Linked DNA regions of Homo sapiens: region 2 is linked to region 1. Evidence: read pairs that join two places in POLR2A ChIA-PET (ENCODE). Cell type or tissue: A673. All regions are shown on one strand. Each heading gives the region's core, and the rest is flanking DNA. Links, peaks and the distances in the headings are about the cores only.

Region 1 (5,388 bases), core at 248-5,247:
ATGGAACAGCAAACTGCATTTGTAATACATGTTCACATGTTGATGTGAGTATAGAGATACATACTCGCAAACAAGTACACTTATACATATGTAAATAGACATAAATATTTAATACTGTATTTCATCTGATCCAGGATGCCAATTTTATGAGATGCACCCTTGTTTTATGTACTAGTAAGAAAGAAAAAGAATGCTGCCAATTAAACTATGGCATGCTCTTGATTGTAAAATGCATCACAATTTCAAAGAAGTTAAAATATGAAAATGTAAATCTCACAATTAATGAAACAAAGAGTATCTGTGTGTGTATATTGTGTGTGAGACACATACATACGCATACTTTTTTAATGCCCTTCACCTACGAAAAACTAAGCATTATGTTAGAACTAAAATGAAGCCTTGGATGATAGTCTCCTAGCGCCCACGTTATAAGATATCCAAACAGGATCACCATCAACTAAAAATTAGATTATGTTGAAATCTGTTTATGTTTCAGGGCTCAGCACAAGTCCCACTTAATGCATGATTTCGCAGGGGAATCTCTCCCTTCCTGTCTGCTGGAGCAGCAGCAATTCAAAACTTGAGTTCAGAACGTCTTTTTTCTTTTATTTTTAATTTTATTTTTCCATAAGATATTGGGGTACAGTTGGTATTTGGTTACATGAGTAAGTTCTTTAGTGGAGTTCTGTGAGAACCTGGTGCACCCATCACCTGAGCAGTATACACTGCACCATATTTGCTGTCTTTTATCCTTCACCCCCCTCCCACCCTTCCTCCCAAGTCCCCAAAGTCCATTGTACCATTCTTATGCCTTTGTGTCCTCATAGCTTAGTTCCCACATATCAGTGAGAACATGGAATATTTGGTTTTCCATTCCCAAGTTACTTCACTTAGAATAATAGTCTCTAATCTCATCCAGGTCATTGCAAATGCTGCTAATTCATTCCTTTTTATGGCTGAGTAGTATTCCATTGTGTGTGTGTGTGTATATATATATCATATATATATCTGATATATGTGATATATGAGATATATTTTATATATATATATATATATATATATATATATATATATAAGAGTTTCTGTATCCACTCTTTGATTGATGGGCATTTGGGTTGGTTCCACAACTTTGCTAATCAAACTAAAGAGCTTTTGCATGGCAAAAAGAACAGTCAGCACAGTGAACAGACAACCCACAGAGTGGGAGAAAATCTTCACAATCTACATCTGACAAAGGACTAATATCCAGAATCTACAATGAATTCAAAGGAATCAGTAAGAAGAAAACAATCAATTCTCATCAAAAAGTGGGCTAAGAACATGAACAGACAATTCTCAAAAGAAGATATACAAATGGGCCAGGCGCGGTGGCTCACACCTGTAATCCCAGCACTTTGGGAGGCCAAGGTGGGCAGATCATGAGGTCAGAAGATTGAGACCATCCTGGCTAACACAGTGAAACCCTGTTTCTACTAAAAACACAAAAAAATTAGCCGGGCGTGGTGGCGGGTGCCTGCAGTCCCAGCTACTCGGGAGGCTGAGGCAGGAGAATGGCGTGAACCCGGGAGGCAGAGCTTGCAGTGAGCCGAGATTGCGCCACTGCACTCCAGCCTGGGCGACAGAGCGAGACTCCGTCTCAAAAAAAAAAAAAAAAAAAAAATACAAATGGGCAACAAACATAAGAAAAAATGCTCAGCATCACTAATGATCAGGGAAATGCAAATCAAAACCACAATGCGATACCACCTTATTCCTGTAAGAATGGCCATAATCAAAGAATCAAAAAACTGTAGACGTTGGCATGGATGTGGTGATCAGGGAACACTTCTAGACTGCTGGTGGGAATGTAAACTAGTACAGCCACTATGAAAAACAGTGTGGAGATTCCTTAAATAAGTAAAAGTAGAACTACCATTTGATCCAGCAATCCCACTACTGGGTAGATACCCAGAGGAAAAGAAGTCATTATTCGAAAAAGATACTTGCACACGCATGTTTATAGCAGCACATTTAGGAGGTCTTGTTTTTGACCTCTCTTTGTCTCTGTACTTAAATTTTGTATCCTCATCAAGATTTAAGTTCCCTGCATTGTGCATGTGAGGGGGGACAGATTACCAGTGACTGTTTTTTCTCTGTCCCTTGGGGCTCTTAGCACAAGCCTGAGCATAAATACCCATGCCTTTGACTTATATCCCAATGCTGTAAATGTATAGATGTATAGAAAGTAAGAGTCCTCAATAGGTTGCTTATTAATGTTCCTGGTGGTTTTCAAAAGGAGAGAAAACTTTATAAGAAAATCAGTTGAAGATTTCTCACTCTGAACATAGATTCCTTTTACCGAATCTTTTACTTAATTTTAATCAGCTAGCATTTATGAAGCACCCACTAGGAGTAGGCACTTCCGGGCTAGCCACTACTGGGCTAGGCACTGTAGATACACAGAGAAGGGCTGCTGCTCATTGAGCACTCATTCCCATGCTGGGTGAGGGTCTAGAGCTGCTCACAGAGAGGCGGTGGGAGACAGGCACACCAGCATGCAAGTACAGTGCACTGGGATCTCTCTCACTAGATACAAGGAAGGTTTGGCAAATTAGTTTGTTTCTCATGGGCCATGATTGTTAGCAGCTACTCTTGGATCACTGTGTTAAGAAGGATTCTGATGTCACAGCACTTACTAACACTTCTGCTCCATTGTAAGGTGTTGCTGTGAAAGAATTCACCAGGAAAAGTACAGCTGAGCAAAGGAAGAAAGATAAGTTACCCATTAAGAACTAGCAACATTTTTGCTAGTGTAACCAGGGTCATAAAAACATAATTTTTATTTAATTATTTTAGGATATAATAACAAATGCATGTTAATTGTAGATATTTGGAAAGTACAAAAAATGTTACAGGAACCTAAAAATGTATACAAGGTCCCAGCATTAGGAGGCAATGCTATTGATGTGTCAGCATATTCCTTTCTAATCTTTTGTCTAAGCTTTGTTGAAAAGGAGGAATATTACAACAACAGTAAAGATATACAGAAGCCTTTACCTTTTAGGAACAGTTCCCCCAGTGTTTTCATAGAGCATTCTGGCCACAAGATGTCCTCAAAAAAGGAGTCTGTGTTTGAATGCATTTGGGATACACTGTATCTTCTATCCCCATCTTAGGGATTCACACATGGTAACATGATACTAGCATAGTAAAGATCTTGGCAAGTTCCACAGTTAAAGAAAAATTCCTATGGAAATTTTCCTCCTTTCCTGCTTGCCTGCCTGCCTGCCTGCCTGCCTTCCCTCCTTCCTTCCTTCCTTCCTTCCTTCCTTCCTTCCTTCCTTCCTTCCTTCCTTCCTTCCCTCCCTCCCCCCTTCCTTCCTTCTTCCTTCCTTCCTTCTTTCCTTCCTTCCTTCCTTTTTTTTTTTTTGAGACAGAGTCTCGCTCTGTCACCCAGGCTGGAGTGCAGTAGCGCGATCTCCACTCACTGCAAGCTCTGCCTCCCAGGTTCACGCCATTCTCCTGCCTCAGCCTCCCGAGTAGCTGGGACTACAGGTGCCTGCCATCGCGCCCGGCTAATTTTTGTTGTATTTTCAGTAGAGACAGGGTTTCACCGTGTTAGCCAGGATGGTCTCGATCTCCTGACCTCGTGATCCACCCGCCTCGGCCTCCCAAAGTGCTGGGATTACAGGCGTGAGCCACTGCGCCCGGCCTCCTTCCTTGCTTCCTTCCTTCCTTCTTTCTTTCTTTCTTTCTTTTTCTTTCTTTCTTCTTTCTTTCTTTTCTTTCTCTCTTTCTTTCTCTGTTGCTCTTTCTTTCTGTTTCTCTCTCTCTTTTTTTCTTTCTTCCCTTGCTCCCCTTTCTACTTCTCCACTATGCCTCTTTCTTTCCCTTCCCCTTCCTTCCTCTTTCTTTCTTTATTCCCTGCTTGCTTGCTTTTTTTTATTACCTACTGACATCTTGCAGAATAACTACTTTCCTGAAGAACCCATGTTGGAAAATAATTTCTAAAAGAAAGGCAGTTCCTGATGTTCCCAAGGTCTCACATTTCTGTGTTTCTCAAAGTCAGGCAGCCAACATGAGGGAAGCAAGTCCAGCTGATGGAAGACATTAAGTGCAAAGATAATTGCATTACACCTGGTGGCACCTGCTGAGGTATATTGCCTCAGAGAACACTGTATGGTACAAACAAGAGTGCAAAATAAATTCCCACATGCTGTACCCTCTGGATCAGTAGGATAAAGTAAAGATAAAGAATTAATGAACTTGAAAACTGCTAAAACTTGTAATTTACATAAACATCTGCTTTCTTTGCTCCCCAAACCTAAAATTAATCTTATATGTACCCAAAGTGAATGCATTTTTATAGTGAAGTCATATTTCTTACTCACCAATAATATGATGGGCACCAGCAGCATCCAGATTAAAGGAGGCAGAATTTCATATGTAAGGTTGGCCACCACTGTGCCTGAGCACCCTGTAATCACCCAAGTGGGTTCATCTTGCCTGCTGCCCAGAAGCGCCAAACACTGAGAACAGCAGGAGTTGCGGTAGAGAAAGAGTTTAATAATCACAGTGCCAGCCAAGCTGAAGGGTGGGAGATGTTTCGCAAATCTACCTCTCTGAGAATTCAGAGGCTAAGGTTTTTCAAGGATAGTTTGGTGGGCAGGTGGCTAGGGAATGAGGGATGCTGACTGGTTGGGTCAGAGATAAAATTACAGGCGGTTGAAGTTCTCTTGTCATGTTGAGTTGGTTCTTGGGTAGGGGTCACAAGACCAGTTGAGCCAATTTATTGGTATGGCTACCAGTCCAGGTGGCACCACCTGGTCCATCAAAATGCAAGGTCTGAAAAACACCTCAAACACCAGTTTTAGTTTTTACAATAGTGATGCTATCTATAGGAGCAATTGAGGAGGTTAATTCTTGTTACCTCTGGCTACATAACTCCTGAACCATAATTCTAACCTTGTGGAGTTCTACAAAGGCAGTTTAAGTCCCTGAGCAAGGAGGAGGTTAGTTTCAGGAAACGACTTTGTTTTAAAGTTAAACTGTAAACTAAATTCCTCCCATAGCCTACGCCCAGGAATGAGCAAGAATAGTTTGTGAGATTACAAGTCAGATGGAATTAGTTATGTTAGATTTCTCTCACTGTCACAGTTTTTGCAAAGGTGGTTTCAACTGTGCACTGGAATACAGGCCCTGGGGACACAGAGAGGGGCACTATGAGGTTCTTGATTCATCAGATAATTACCATGTCATCTTCATATGCAAGATATTGTCCTAAGCACACTCTGTCAATTTTCTTTGAAATAGGAGATCTCTTCAGTTCAACAACTATTATGTGTCTATCATGTAAAAGGAACCCGGGACATAAAAGAAAGCCTCTATTCCTAGAAACTTGTAGTATAA
Region 2 (5,388 bases), core at 80-5,079, 360 kb before region 1:
AATGAGCAATAGTCTCAAAAATCTAAATATCATCATAATATAAAGGAACCAGTGCAGTTATTAGTATTTTAAAGAGCTACAAGCCCTTTGCTACTCTGGGTGACTGGCATAGATCTGATTTCTGTTTCAGACTGAGAAGGGCTAAGGGTATAATGTGTTTAATCCACAGTTCACACAGGGGCTTTTGGCCATCTCAAGGGTGTGTCAATGCTAGGAATTTCAGAAGCCATAGGAAGTAAATGGGAAAGGTAATTTTCAAACATTTATTATTTTTAAATTTATTTTAAATTTTTGTTTTTAAAAATTTTGTTTTTAAAATGTATTATTATTTTACAAAACAATCATTTTTTTCCCCATGTTCTCTGATTTATGTGGGTCAAGTGTGGACAATTTAGAATAGAAAGGCAGCTAATAAGCAGGACTACTAATGAACTAATCTGAGGTTGTTAAACCTTTAAAAGCACTAGAGTGAGTCAAGGTTCCTGGGTTTTCAGGATTAATAAATTCAAAGGCATAAGCACATCCTTGGGCTAATTGTAGAGAAAAGGCAAGCACCAAGTGAATTAAAGACTGGCAATTAGCTTGAACAACTGATAGCTCAATTGGAATGAATTGAGGACCATCAAAGAAACCTGAGAGAGGTCCTAGCAGAGCTTCTGGTTGGGTTTAGGATCATGCTTGCTGAGAATAAGTATGAATTTCAAGCTTACTATACCTGATATTCTAGAGATGTCATTGAAAGCATTGTAGTGAAACTTTAGAATGTTAAGAAAGTGAATGAACTATTTAATAAAATTTGGAGGGGGATCACTAAGAAAAACATTTATTTTGATTCCTACTGATGAAACAATATCAGTGATTTCTCTAGATTGCCTTTCAAACCTGTGTACTTGCCTTAGGCATATGGATGAAAGACCCATGCCCTGCTCCCATGGAAATTTAAGCCCAGTTAGGGAGATAAATAAGAAAAAATTAATGCTCAGTGTTGCAATCCACTACGAAGGAATATATCCATAAAGTGCCAAGAAGCACAGAAGTTGGGGTGGTAGGCGGGGCCCCTAGAGCTTTTAGTGGGCAGGGAAGAATTTACAAGGTTATACGGATGATGCTTGAAGAAAGTCTAAGAGGACAGAGGAGTTAGCCAGGTCTAGACAGGAAGAGGAGAGAGAAGGAAGGCCATCTAGGTGAAGGGGACAGGCCTGTGTGTGCAGAGACCCAGAGATGGGCGGGCACAGCCAATTTGGCTGATGTTGTGACATCTATGTACAACCTGTATTATCTCTCAGAGGCCAGCAAGGAGGGAAACCGCTGAGTTTCTAACCACAGTTAACCTCCTGGGCAGCAAGTCCTGCATATGGTTCTCTGGGAACTTCTCCAGTGCTCATCTGTTCCCAACTCTGAGGATGGAAGAGATTTATTCAGGGGAAAGATAGTCCTCCCCTTCACCTAAATGATTTTATTACTAAAAGGATAGACTGTATTTGGTATAGTAGACACCAAATAAACATTTTGTTGAAGGAATACATGAATGAAGTTACAGCAAATAGAGACAAGAGCACTTCTAGGACAGCTTGGTATTTCCTCTGCTTTCCTTGGGTATTGGGGAGACCAAGAACAGTATCAGTGTTGACATTTTAGGCCACAATCGGAAAAAGAGTGTGTGTTGCTAAATAAAGAGAGGTGCCTGCTATGGGAGAAGGGGAGTGGGGATTAGGAGAAAAAGAAAAGTGAAGGAGACTGTCTGCATTTCTATAATGAGGAAAGCCTTGTTAAAGAGGTGAGTCTTCTTTTGGCTGCAATGATGGTATCCCTTAGGTGAGCTCTAGGAAGTTGTACTGCCTGGGCTGTTCCTCATGCAGTTACTGTTGAAGCTTCTTTAGTGAATTGCATTCTGTATTCCAGCTAGTTGCCCCTTTCTATTCTTTCTTTCATTTAGTCTGGGTTATGCTGAATCACCAGATATCAATTCATAACACTTTTAGATCCCAGAATCTTACATTTTGAAACATCCCAGAAAGGTTATCTAATTTGTTTCTCCTTCTCTAGCAAGGACTACACAATATTACGGGATAGATGATATCTAGGGAGAGAGTTTATTTATGTCTCTGGAGCCATTGTTAATGGTTTTTGTCTGTACTGCTGGCCAGAGAGAAAAGGGGCTAAATTTTAATTAATTCAGTCAGGATCAGTCATTAGTAACAGGAACCAGAATATGGCTGGAGGCCAGAAGATAACAGTTTCCTATCTCTTTCCTCCCTTAAAGTTCTAATCAGTTCTCAGATAACATTGCATCTGCACTACTTTGAAGGCTGAGTCACCCAGAGGATAAAGACAGTGAAAGCCTGATTGTTTCTAACGATCGAGGAAGTTACTCTTAAGATTACAGGATTCAGGAATAGGAAAGAAAATGTTCACAGTAAGGAAGGATGTGAGCTCACAGTCTCTCCCCTGCCTCAAGACCAGCGCTTGAATTGCAGTGTGGCGGGGTAGAAAGAACAGTGCTCATAACTTCCTCTATTTCTTCCTTACTGTGTGAACTTTGGGAAGTCACCAAACCTCTCTGAACTTCATTTTCTCAGAAGTGCTAAAAGAAATAAATGAAATATTATATTTAAGGTGACTAGTTTTTAGTAGAAGGACCCCTATTAAACAATTATTTTCCTTTTATCTCTCTTTTCCCCTTTGTAGGCAGTGAAGGAAACATAATTTAAGTCAGTCAATTATGTGCTAAGGCCTTTGATAAAACTTACTCCTTTTTATCCTTCCTCATCATAACCTCATCTTTTAAAAAAAAATAAAGATAAATTTTAAAAATGGTACAGTATTTAAAAAATACTTTATCCATAATTTTTTCAATATATATATATTTTAAATTATTATTGTTACTTTTGTTTCAGTAGTTTTTGGGGTACAGTTGATGTTTGGTTACATGAATAAGTTCTTTAGTGGTGATTTCTGAAATTTCAGGGCACCCTTCACCCAAGCACTGCACCCTGTAGCCTATAGGCAGTCTTTTATCCCTCATCCCCCTTTCACCCTTGCCCCCTGATTCCCCACAGTCCATTATATCACTCTTATTCCTTTGCATCCTCATAGCTTAGCTCCCACTTATAAGTGAGAACATGCAATATGTGGTTTTCCATTCCTGAGTTACTTCACTTAGAATGATAGCCTCCAGCTCCATCCAAGTTGCTGCAAACGACATTATTCCATTCTTATATACAACATGGTATATGTATACCACATTGTCTTTATCCACTCACTCACTGGTCGATGGGCACGTAGGTTAGTTCTATATCTTTGCAACTGCAAATGGTGCTGCTATAAACATAAGTGTGCATATGTCTTCATATAATGACTTCTTTTCCTTTGGGCAGACACTGGATTGGGATTGCTGGATCAAATGGTAGTTCTACTTTTAGTTCTTTAAGGAATCCCTATACTGTTTTCCATAGAGGTTGTACTAATTTATATTCCCACCAGCAGTATAAAAGTGTTCCCTTTTTACCACATCCATGCCAACATCTATTGTTTTTTGACTTTTTAATTATCAACGTATATTTCTTCTTACAAAACATATCAAGTCTTTACAAAATGATAAAGCTCATTAAAAACCATGATCATACTTAAAAGTTAACAATAATTCTATAATTCATTGAATATCCGGTAAGAATCGAAATATTTTCAATGCTCTTTTCTCAATTGGATTGTTTGTATTAGGATCCAAAAATGTTCACACATTGAGATTTCTTAATCTTATATCTCTCTCAGTCAATAGGCTTCCTGTTTATTCTTTCTTTGCAATTTATTTGAAAAACACAGTCTTTTTAGACACAAGTATAAGAGGCTATATAACATGTGGGAAAGGTACTAGATAGGGAATACAGGCACCTGAGCTGTAACACTGGCTTCTACTACCTAGTGGAGGATAAGTCATGTGCCAGTTCCCCTCTCCAAGTATCACTATTACATTTGTAATAGGACGTGATCAATTATATGGTCTGTTATACTCCTTCCAGCTCCAACACTTTCTTATTCTGAATTGGGACACCATGTATTTTGAGAAAATATTCCATTTTTATTATAATTTCTTATCTCATCTAAGTCATATAGGAAGGCCTGGGAAACAAACTCCTGAATGTAGCTTAAAAGATGCAATCAATTACATATGTGCAATTTTCTTCCCATAATGTTTAAAAATCTCAGTGGACTCAATTAAGAACCCCATATTTCTTTAAAAGACTTGTGATAAGTTCAGAATATACTCCCAGTTTGTGAAAAGTATATATTAATATGCAGTGGAAAGTGATTCTGTTTTATTTTGGTGAATTCTATGAAGAAAAAGGGTGGTCTCGGTTTCTTGTACAATTTGAGGATGAATTAGAATCTGAATCTAACAGTGTATGATGCTTGCACTTTATTTACAGTTAACTTCATTTTTTCCTCTTCAAGTGTATAATGTCACTGAGGGCAAGATAAAAAAGTAAACACAGACGCATGTGACTTTGGGGGTGTGGCACCACTGACTACATTTATACTACACTACATTTTCTCCAGTGGGAAAGGGTGGCCCACTCCTGCCCTTCTGAATGTTGCTTAGAGGTAAACTTGTCATTTGCCTTAACAGTGGAAAAGTTTTCATCCTTGAGGATGGGATGAGAAGGGTATGTCAGGGTTTCCAGGTCTTTACATAATTAACCAATTTTCATCTGCCATCTGGGTAGATCATGGAGTACTGACAATTCTTGGAAGTGCTATGAAGACTGCTGACTGCATAAATCCATGTCAGGCGTGTATATGCTCAGCAACTGCAAATTCCAACCAGATTAGGAACATATAGTTTGCCTCCAGACTAGGCATTAGAAATTGGGTCTTTCCTGGAAAATCTGTAGGTGTGATCAACCTAATTATAGGATGCATGCATTATCAACACAGCTAATCCATGTGCGTTTTTAGGCTTATTTACCCTGACCATAGAGCTCCTGAAAAGTCCAAACAGAGTATTTATTTGCAAGGCATTCCATTCAGTTGCCATGCCTAGGTAGAATAACTTAACCTGAATTTTTGTTCTCCTTCAAAAAGAAAATATTTCAGTGTTTAAAGGAATTGGCCAAGCAGCTTTTGAATACTTTGGACAGTAGATACTTGATGACCATGTTGGTTTCATGAATAGTAAATGAGGCTAAGACCTTTATTCTATATTCTCCATGTTTTCCTTCCTAACTGTTTCCCCAGGCGCTGCTCAAAACAGCACCTAGCCCATCTGGACAGATCATTTAGAGACTTAAAACTCTACATTCTAGAAAGACATTGGAACTATCATATTAGAGTCAGAAGAAGAAAAGCAACACGAAATAAAGTACTTGTAAAAATGTGAAGTGCTCTCCT

Evidence for each region. ChIA-PET counts read pairs that join two places held together with the same protein. Peaks named below come from ENCODE experiments on the same cell type or tissue, not always from the same donor. Only the 100,000 strongest peaks of a DNase experiment are listed, where the experiment ranks them.
Region 2: POLR2A ChIA-PET joins it to region 1 with 6 read pairs; 1 of 35 experiments calls an interaction of 5 or more read pairs at or near these places.

The regions. Positions count from the first base shown.
Region 1 is chr1:162,838,201-162,843,588 of GRCh38, reverse strand. No RefSeq gene overlaps it. Among named protein-coding and RNA genes, the nearest start is that of CCDC190, 20 kb to the left of the region's middle. In A673, for the core only: a CTCF peak has its summit at 3,080; DNase peaks (open chromatin) are centred at 2,118, 2,538 and 3,138; H3K27ac peaks cover 3,295 bases.
Region 2 is chr1:163,193,079-163,198,466 of GRCh38, reverse strand. All of the region lies in intron 1 of RGS5 (regulator of G protein signaling 5), which reads left to right. All of the region lies in intron 2 of RGS5-AS1 (RGS5 antisense RNA 1), which reads right to left. Among named protein-coding and RNA genes, the nearest start is that of RGS5, 7.1 kb to the left of the region's middle. In A673, for the core only: no CTCF peak of the experiment used is centred there; a DNase peak (open chromatin) is centred at 2,376.